Linked DNA regions of Homo sapiens: region 2 is linked to region 1. Evidence: chromatin loops called from intact Hi-C (ENCODE). Cell type or tissue: IMR-90. All regions are shown on one strand.

The links. Peaks named below come from ENCODE experiments on the same cell type or tissue, not always from the same donor. Only the 100,000 strongest peaks of a DNase experiment are listed, where the experiment ranks them.
Region 2: a loop joins it to region 1, with 2.0 times the contacts of the local background. A loop is called at or near these places in 1 of 110 quality-filtered maps.

Annotation. Positions count from the first base shown.
Region 1 is chr3:76,401,076-76,406,075 of GRCh38, forward strand. It overlaps a transcript of ROBO2 not described here. Among named protein-coding and RNA genes, the nearest start is that of ZNF717, 620 kb to the left of the region's middle. In IMR-90, no CTCF peak of the experiment used is centred here; DNase peaks (open chromatin) are centred at 2,716 and 4,306; H3K27ac peaks cover 175 bases.
Region 2 is chr3:76,313,012-76,318,011 of GRCh38, forward strand. It overlaps a transcript of ROBO2 not described here. Among named protein-coding and RNA genes, the nearest start is that of ZNF717, 530 kb to the left of the region's middle. In IMR-90, no CTCF peak of the experiment used is centred here; no DNase peak of the experiment used is centred here; H3K4me3 peaks cover 13 bases; H3K27ac peaks cover 82 bases.

The DNA of each region.
Region 1 (5,000 bases):
GATAGGAAACATTGATTTGCCTGTTTTCTTCTCCTCTGCTGCAAGGGTGGAACATATGCTCCTATAAGGTGCACAGCTCAGTCATCACAGATGAGTTGTGTAGTCTTCAGGACTCAGTCAACATTGCAAGAAAAAAATGTAACTTTATCTTGTAAATTTTTTGAAACACCAAGATTTGGAGAATGTTGGCTATTGTAGTTTAACTACATCAGATTGAATGACACACTACGTGACTGTAGTGCCCATTCTAATTTGAAGATGCTAGACCCTGAGCACTTGGAAGGTAAAGAAAGCTTGTGTTTAAATCATTTTCCTTACTTCAATATCTAGCACATGACTGAAGTTTAAAAGGTTATTGGGTAATGAAAATAATTAAATGAATAATCAATTGTAACATGTAACATAGATGGGAAGCCTCTTGAAACAGGCTTTTAACAAAGGCAATGAAGGTGATAAAAGATTAAGTAAGGATGAGCAATTAACAACAATAACGGAACCAGTAAGAGTTGAAATTTATGATGGTGTTGCAAGTATTAGGTGCTGTTCTACATGGCTCCCATACATTACCATATTTAAGCTTCACAATAAATTTATGGTACAGATATTAATATTATTCTTGTTTTACAGGTAAGGGAATAAAATCAAACCTTTACTCTGACAAGAACAAAAAAAAAACTATCATAAAACTGCAAAATCATTAAGATTATAAATAAATTGAATAGAATAATTTGTCATGTCCTAAGGTATCAGAACAAGCTGATGAAATATTTTACATGTTCTAGTTTGCACAATGGTAGTAAAATAAGTGAATTCATCATAGCCTAGAATACAAAGAAAAATTTTTAGAAATGTTTATATAAATTCTCAGAAGGCAGTTCTATCATTTGATCAGTACGAGAGGATAACTTCTGAATTTTTTAGTTTAACACTAAGAAGACGTGAATGCTTGAACAAATATAAGCCTTGGTGTCTCTGAAAGACAGAAAATGCTGAGCTGAATATACCTGACCTCTGACTTAGAACAAGTCTTCATATGTGCTGAGAACAATTTTACTTCTTTTACTTGTGATTTTTTTATTTATTTCTGTTTGCCTAAAATTTTCAAGTGGATATTTATTTAAATTTTAGCTTGGTCCTGAATTCAATTACTTTTCCATTTAAAGGTGTTAAACCAACGTTATCAATCTTATGTCCCCAGTGGTAAACACTGGGTTGCCATATGTTGATCCACACACATAACTTGGCAATTGTGTAGGAAATGATGCTTGACGACATTTCTGTAATTGTGCATTCAGGTGGGGCAGCTCTCTTCCTTGTGAAAATTAAATATTCTCTTTTACTCATATGCTTATTAGGTCAGTGTATTAGTTTTTTATAACTAGTGTAGTAGATTAGCAAGAACTTATGGGCTTAAATGACACAAATGTATTATCTCATAGTTCTGCAGGTAACAACTCTGCTATTGGTCTCACCCAACTAAAATTAAATTGTCAGTAGGTTGCATTATTTTCTGGAGGGTCTAAGGAAGAACCCGTTTCCTACTGATAAATTCAGTTGCTTGAGGTTGTAAGACTAAGGTGCCCACTTTCTAACTGGCTGCAAAGTGAGAGCTGTTCACTGTTTCTAGAAGCTGCAACACTTCTATTCTCTTGGTACCTCTTTTTCAACTAGAAAGCCAGCAACTGGGGGTCAAATTCCTCTCAATTTGAATTTCTCTGATGCAGTTGTTTTCCATTTCATTTCCACTTTTAAGAACTCATCTGATTAGATTGGGCTCACCCAGATAATTCAGGATAATCTTTTCATCTCAAGGTCCTCAAATTTAATTACGTCTGCAAAGTCCCTCTTACTATGTATGACAACATACTTAGAAGTTTTGGAAATTCTGACAGAATCTGACAGTTTTGGAGATTCTGACAATTTTGGAGACTCTGACAGAAAGACTGGGGCCAATAAATGTCTACTTGATGCTTTGGTGCGTGATTCATTCTAGATACATACAACTTTGGAATGTACAAAGAACTGGAATATAGTTAAGTTAATTCCCTTGGCATAAACCTCTGTGGGGGGCCATTATTATGCCTATCACAGGCAATGAGATTTTGTTTCTTAAACGTGTTCAGACTTGACTACATCAGATAGAAGGAGTATCTCAAGAGCAGATCATTCAGCAAGGTTTTTTTCTGTACAGGAAAATTAGATGCCAACAATGAGTCTCTTTTTAATTTATAATTCAGCAAAATCAGTATTTTACAGATATCTGTCATACTTGAAACTTAAAAATATTTGTCTATGTTATTATTAAATAATCTATTTTTAAAAACCATTTACCAAGAGAGGCATTCATTCTTTTCTCTCAGATTCTGAACAATAAAGACAGGTTGTTAGAACAATTTCTGGTCCTGGGGAGCTTTCAGTATGATGAGACTGACCCAGACCAAGTTCTCCAAAATGCTATATTGAAATGACATCCCCAGAGGGTTCTGCATTCTTCTTAACCACAATGTTTACTCCACTACATAGGTGCTTTAACTGCAGGCCACCACTTCTGTACAAGGTATGGTTTGAAGACAATGATCATCATAAGCACTGGCAGAGTCTGTAAGACAATACTGAACACAGCACAGCCATTATTGCTTGTTAGTTGTATTGAGGGGGAGTGATTGTGACTCATTCTAATGTTTGAGGCAGTGACTTTTCCTTTCATCCAAAATGCTTATTTTAGGTATTAAGTAATGTCAACATTTTGCTCTGAGAAAATGTATACGCCGTGCCATATTATTATTTCCTTTGGTATTTAGGACTACCCTTAAGAAACAGCTTAGTACTTGAAATACATGATTTATGAGAGATAGTCTAAGATGATAAGATATCTGGACTATGAGTTAAGAAATCTGAGTTTCAGTTCTGACTCTGCTGCTAGCTATATTATAACCATAGACAGTGTATTTTCCCTCTCTAGGTTTTAGGCAAATGAATTTTAAACAACAAAGTTTGTATCTCTTATTGATACTTCCACATATGCAATGCTTAATTTGTGCTACCTAAGAGGCATAGAATGTAGCACCTTCCATCAAGACCACATCAACTGGGTTGGGAGAATCACATTCACATAGAAGGATTGGCTGCAAAAATAATGACAACATAGAATCAAATTTATTAAGTGTATATATTATTTAGTTTATAAGTGTGATTGGATTTTGCAGAAGGAATATATCACTGAGAATTTAGTACATTATGTTATATGTATGAAAGTAAGTCAGTAAGTCTTGAGCTAGGCTTTGGAAGCTGTTCAGTTTGGATAATTGAGAGTAAAGCAGTTAATTTGGAAGAAATACAAGTAGAGAAAATAAAATGATTATTATGTGCTCTTGGAATAGTAATGCCATTGGCCTAAACTGAGATTAGAGTTAGGAGGTTTGGAAGCTTAAGTGAACCAGACATTTCAGGACTTTGCTAACTAAGAGGCATAGTCGATCAGGTAGTTTAATAAGGGTGAACTTTTTTTTTTAATAGTTGCAAGCATGAACATAAAGCTACAATCTTAGGCACATTTTACTTTATCATTGAGGGAATGTAAAAAATGAGAGACTCGAAGTTGCTTAGAGGTAGATAAAGAAATGCAGGCGTGTGGGTTGGGAGTAGCTATCAAAAAACATAATGGTAGAATACATTGAAGAGTGAGGGAAAGAATCCAAGACAGTGCTAAGCTTTCTAATATAGAAAACGGAGAAAATTGAAAAAGTTAAACGATAATTCCGAATTTTTGTGGCTTGGTTGTGAATATGGCGTATGTGAAAATGAGAATGGGTTATAAAATGCAAATATTCTGTCTTGTTTGAATAATGGAGTACTTACATATAATAAGGCATAATATTAGTTGACATAGAATTAAAAATGGAAATGCTTAAAACTCTTCCCAGAGCTTTCATTTTGACAGGATGAAATGGGGAAGGGAATCAACTTTGGACAATGGCATGTGTGGAGGGAAATATGAGTGGTAAAAAGGATGAAAGAATAAAGGTGCTTTAGGTAGAGTTGAGGTTGATGTTGAATTGTTTGAGGAAGGCCTCTTTGATGGGGTGTCAAATGAACACAGATTTAAATAATAAGGTATGAGCCTTGGGAAAAATCCAGCCAGAAGCTTCTTAAGGTTCTCATATAAGGTTAAAAGGCTCTTATATGAGAACAAGGTTGCTTGTTCCAGGAAGAGTGAAAGAGTGAAGGGTAGAGTGAAAGATTGGAGATGAAGTCAGAGAGAAAGATTGGGGCCAATGAATGTTTACTTGATGATTTAGTGCATGATTCATTCTAGATACATATGATTTTGGAATGTACAGAGGCTGAAATGTAGTTTAGTTAATTCCCTTGACATTGCAGAAGAAGAGTAGAAAGGTCAGATATCTAAAGGAAATGCACAAATTTACGCAGTCAAGTAAATCTGGTCATCAGTCCATCATTCTTTCTATTAGTTAGCAAAGTCCTTCAACATGTTTTACTTCTTTGCTTAAAAACAGCAGGTAGTCCCGGTTACTTATAGGTATCCAAAATTATCATTAAGAACTAAGGTTGTGAAGGTTTGGAGAGCATAGGTTTCTTGGCAAGAGTCCACATGTTCATCTTCTACTTGTTTTTCCTCTATCCACACTCTTAATGTCAAAAGCAACCTTGAAAAGGAAAGCACTCATATAAGTAGCTGATGGGAATGGGGGTTGGGGAGTTGAGGGAATCACTTTTCCTTGCTTTGCCAGGTGGTGCATATGGACAAATTATATCTGGAAAATAATCATGCCTTTTGAAAATGATTTGCTCATATGGTTCTGTAATACACTGAAGGTTTTTGGCACCCTTTGTTTAATAATTATGTCTTGTCTTTTCCATGTAGTTACTTGTGTTTTCCTAATATTATAAGCTTTTTAATAATGAGTATAACTAAATAGATGTCTATATATGGCAATATGAATTTTTAACATAAAAATTACATAAACCAAGAATTATAT
Region 2 (5,000 bases), 88 kb before region 1:
CTCTAACTAGCTCAGCTAGAAATTTGCTAGCTCTGCTGTGTGATGATGATACAACTCAGTTAAGTTCAGGAATAGGCAATCATAGCAACATATTTCATATTGTTAAAAGAATTCTGTGTATTTTTTAAAGGTCAGTCAAGTTACTGAAAAACTTTAAACGTGTTGACTGTGCTTTAAAATTATTTCCTTTTTAGTGCCTCTGTTTGTTACTGTATAGGCATTGCATAAATATTTTCCACAGATTCTGAGTTCCTGCGATGTAGCCTCGCCTTGATATGCATATGTGTATGTTGTAAATATTTATTTATTCATGAGCTTGGCTATTGATGGTGGTGTGTTATCTTTCAGTGGGTTGTAAAATTCTGTTCGTTTTTTTCTTGGCATGCTATGCAGTCTTTTAAAACACATTTTTACAATTTGTTCAACATTATTTCCCTTTTCACAATGTAAGGATCTTCATTTATTATTTTGAAAGATACCTTGCAGAGGTGTTCTACACATGAGGTGGGATGGGGGAGAATGAGTCATGTTAAATTAAACACTGTGGCCAGAGGCAAAGAGGATCAACATGGAAATACAACATTTTAAAGGTTACTTTACTCTTTTTTGGTTTGCTTCATATCAATACCAGCTCAAGCTTACCTGCGTACAAAACAATCTTTAAAACAGATACTCTATTTCTAAAAATCCTGGAAAAGATACCAATAGCAAACAACAAAGTTTTCTTCCGAGTTATTTTTTTTTTCTTGCACTCACACTGCCTATGTGCATTTGTCTTAATCTGACTGAGCAGCTGTCAACCTCCATATGGCAACCTGCTCACCTTGACAATTTCCATTTTTGTAGTATTAACAGGAACTACCATTGAGACAGAAATGGTTATTGGGGCAGGCTTGGGGAGTGGCAGCTTCAAAGACCAGTGTATACGTGTGGCCTGTGAGGAGTGATACGAGCAGCACGTAGCCAGACAGCACCAAACGGATGACGGGAAACTGACTTGTCAGAACATTTGGAAAAAAGGCAGATTATTGTTGGCTCTCAAGGGATTTTTAAGCTCATCAATGAACATGACTCCCAAATATAGGTTAGTAGGCCAGCAAGTTTTCCCTCAGGCATACACTTTTCTATTTAATCACAATATATGAACACCTTAAGGGAAGGCAGGTGTCCCATCTGATTAATTTAGAGCATGACATAAGTGATCATAAGAGTTTGCATTTATGATAAACTCACCAGAAATCTTAACTACATTGCTGACATTTTCTTCATTAGAATTACAGAAGCTAATTATTTTATGTTCGATTACCTTCACCATGAAAAAGTCTAAAAGATGTAAACAGCTCCATTCACATGAGCATAACTCTACAGAAAAGTTTACAATGCAGATGTTCAATATATACAACAAAAAGGAAGTTATATATAAATAGATAATATCATATTTACATATAATATACATATGTATTGAGTTCACCCTTGAATGACACAGGTTTGAACTGTGCAGATTCACTCATATGAGAACTTTCTTCTGTCTCTGCCACCCCTGAGACAGCAGGACCAACCTCTCCTCTTCTTCTTTAACCTACTTAATGTGAAGACATGAGGATGAAGATTTTATGATGCTCCACTTTCACTTAAGGAATAGTAGATGTATTTTCTCTTCCTTACGATTTTCTTAATAACATTTTCTTTTCCCTAGCTTACTTTACTGTAAGAATACAGTATATAATACATATAACATATAAAACATGTGTTAATCAACAGTTTATGTTACTGGTAATGCTTCCAGTCAACAGTGGGTTATTAGTGGTTAAGTTTTGGGGAAGTCAAAAGTTATATGCAGATTTTTGACTGGCACAGGGGTCAGTGGCTCTAACCCCTGTGTTGTTCAAGGGTCAATCATATCTATTTCTGCTATTGGAAATTATAATTTAAGCCAAATTTTAATATTTATAGCTACTATTAAAGGTACAAATGGGAGGTAAATAGGTATAAATAGAAAAATAGGTCTAGAAGATGTAAGTGGGTAAGGCTGGCATGAAATAGTCAAAACGTTGACCCCTTGGTTCAACACAAACATTGGCTAGTCTGAGCAACCACTGATCAAACTAAGAGGGGGAATTAGACCTGACTGTTGTCCATGTCCCACCCATTCTGGCACTTGACCTTGACTCCATTTCAACCTCCTGGAAGAGTCTGTTGAGTTCACTCAATCATCTCACTTATGACATGAGAGTTAAACTATTGGCAACGAAGTATGAAGTGATCAAAACTTTTAATAACTCAGAAAATTATTTCACACAACAGCCATACTTTTTTTCTGTAATAAATTACAGCAGCCAGTTATCTAATATATATCTTTGCTAAGCAAAGAAAGCCTCTCTGGCAGTTATCTTCTCCCTCTTTAGGAAGGATTAAATTGTATTATGAGCACATACTACGGTATTGCAACATTTTAATTCATGGTGCATTGAAGCGCTGACCTAGGAATATTTAGAGTGGCAATTTCAATTTTAATCTCTTATCTGCATGGTCCCATCTAATACATTGACAATTATTTCAGAATTTGTTGGAGCTTGTAGAAGTTTTTTAACCTTAAAAGTTAAGAAAAAATTATTAAGTATTTGATGGTGTCTACTGCATAGAAGCCCATTATTATATTTCTTCTGATGTTTCCCCTAGTTATATGAACTAATAAAAAATTTACTGCCTCATAAAACCAGTATCTCACATTCCTTGCTATTGGGTAAGAAATCAATATTTTCATTAATCAGATTTGAACACAATGATTTACTCTTTCAGAAACAATGAAATAACTTAATATTGGGGGAACCAGCCCCCAGTATTTCAACATAGGTTCTTTCTATTTTCCCTAAGTGTCGGCCGGTCTGAGAAATAAAGAGAAAGAATACAAAGAGAGGAATTTTACAGCTGGCCCTCTGGGGGTGACATCACACATTGGTAGGTCCATGATGCCCCCTGAGCTGGAAAACCAGCAAGTTTTTATTAGGGATTTTAAAAGGGGAGGGAGTGTACGAACAGGGAGTAGATCACATGCTTCTGAGGAAACAGGACCAGGACAAAATCAGAAACTCCTGATAAGGGTCTATGTTCAGCGGTGCACGTATTGTCTTGATAAACATCTTAACAGGAAACAGGGTTCGAGAGCAGAGAACTGGTCTGACCTGAAATTTACCAGGGCTGGTGTTTCCCAATCCTAGTAAGCCTGAGGGTACTGCAGGAGACCAGGGCGTATCTCAGTCCTTATCTCAACCGCATAAGACAGACACTGCAAGAGCGACGATTTATAGACCTCCCCCAAGGAATGCAATTCTTTTCCTAGGGTCTTAATATTTAATAATCCTTGCTAGGAGAAGAATTTAGTGATATCGCTCCTACTTCCATGTCCATTTATAGGCTGTCTGCAAGAAGAAAAATATGGCTGTATTCTGCCCAACCCTGCAGGCAGTCAGACCTTATGGTCGTCTTCCCTTGTTCCCTGAAAATCGCTGTTATTCTGTTCTTTTTCAAGGTGCACTGATATCATATTGTTGAAACACACATGTTTTACAATCAATTTGTACAGTAGAGGTCCTGAGGTGACATACATTCGCAGCTCATGAAGTTAACAGGATTAGGAGATTAAAGTAAAGACAGGCATAAGAAATTATAAGAGTATTATTTGGGAACTGATAAATGTCTATGAAATCTTCACAATTTATGTTCAGAGACTGAAGTGAAGACAGGTGTAAGAAATTATAAAAGTATTAATTTTGGGAACTGATAAATGTCCATATTAAAATGAAATCTTCACAATTTATGTTCCTCGGCCGCGGCTCCAGCCAGTCCCTCCGTTCAGGGTCCCTGACTTCCTGCAACAACTTAAGACTTTCTGGTTTGAGGAAACAAATGTAGATCACTTTATGTTGTTCTTGAAATAACCCCAACCACTACACTAGTTCTAACTTCCAGATAAAATGCTTCTAACCTGCATGCTTAAAATTATATTTCATCTTCTAAAGGATTATGACACTTTACATAGATAAGAAGACATCTGTCAGTTTTTATAGTGCTTAATTGTTATGTGCGTCTGTGTCTTTTTAACCACTTTGTAAGTAATTTCAAGAGAAATTTTGTCTTTGATTAATCTTTGTTAACATGCAGTCTTGTACTTAATAGATGCTTAATAAATATTTGATGAATGGACAAAGTACATGGAAAAATAGACTGGTAATACAATATTCTGACTTTAAGTGTTAATTACACATTTCTTACTTTTAGCCAATGTGATGGATCTCACCTTTGTAACGCTGGGAAATCATTTTTATTACAAGGCTTTTACTATATCATTTAAATGTCAGTTTTAGTTGTAGAAAAATTTGAAGGTATTTTATAGTAGTCAAGAAATTTGGAAAACTCTGTCAGACTCATGTAGGAAGTAGTGCAGTAGAAAAAAAGAAAGCAACACTGTTGTTCAAAAGTAATTTATAATGTGAGATTGGGAATCTGGAAACTGAACTGTATGAATATTCATGCAAAATGCAGAGTGTTCTTTGTACTGTGTATAATCATTACGTCTGAGTTTCATTTGTTTAAATAATTTAATCTCCATCTGTATGCAATAAATAGATTTAATACCTTATCTTTCTTACAACTGAAAAGTAAATTCCAAAACCAGGTCTGAAAAACATGTTTTTTCTATATGTTCAAAAGATTATTAGAGTATTTTTTATATATAGTAATTGAAGAATATGCTTAGCAACTATACTAAGATCTGTTGTAAAACTTACTCATATTGTTTCATGTTATTTGGGAAATAGCATTTAATAAATTCAGGAAAATTCCATATATATAAGATTTTGATAATGAAAAAAATGGTGCTTGAGAATAATAGATTTGTCTTAGCTATAGAAAATATGTCCTGAGTATTTTTTATCCATTGTCATTTTTGTTAAACTTCTATTCAAATTCACTTTTTTAAATTTTGACATCAAAATTTCATT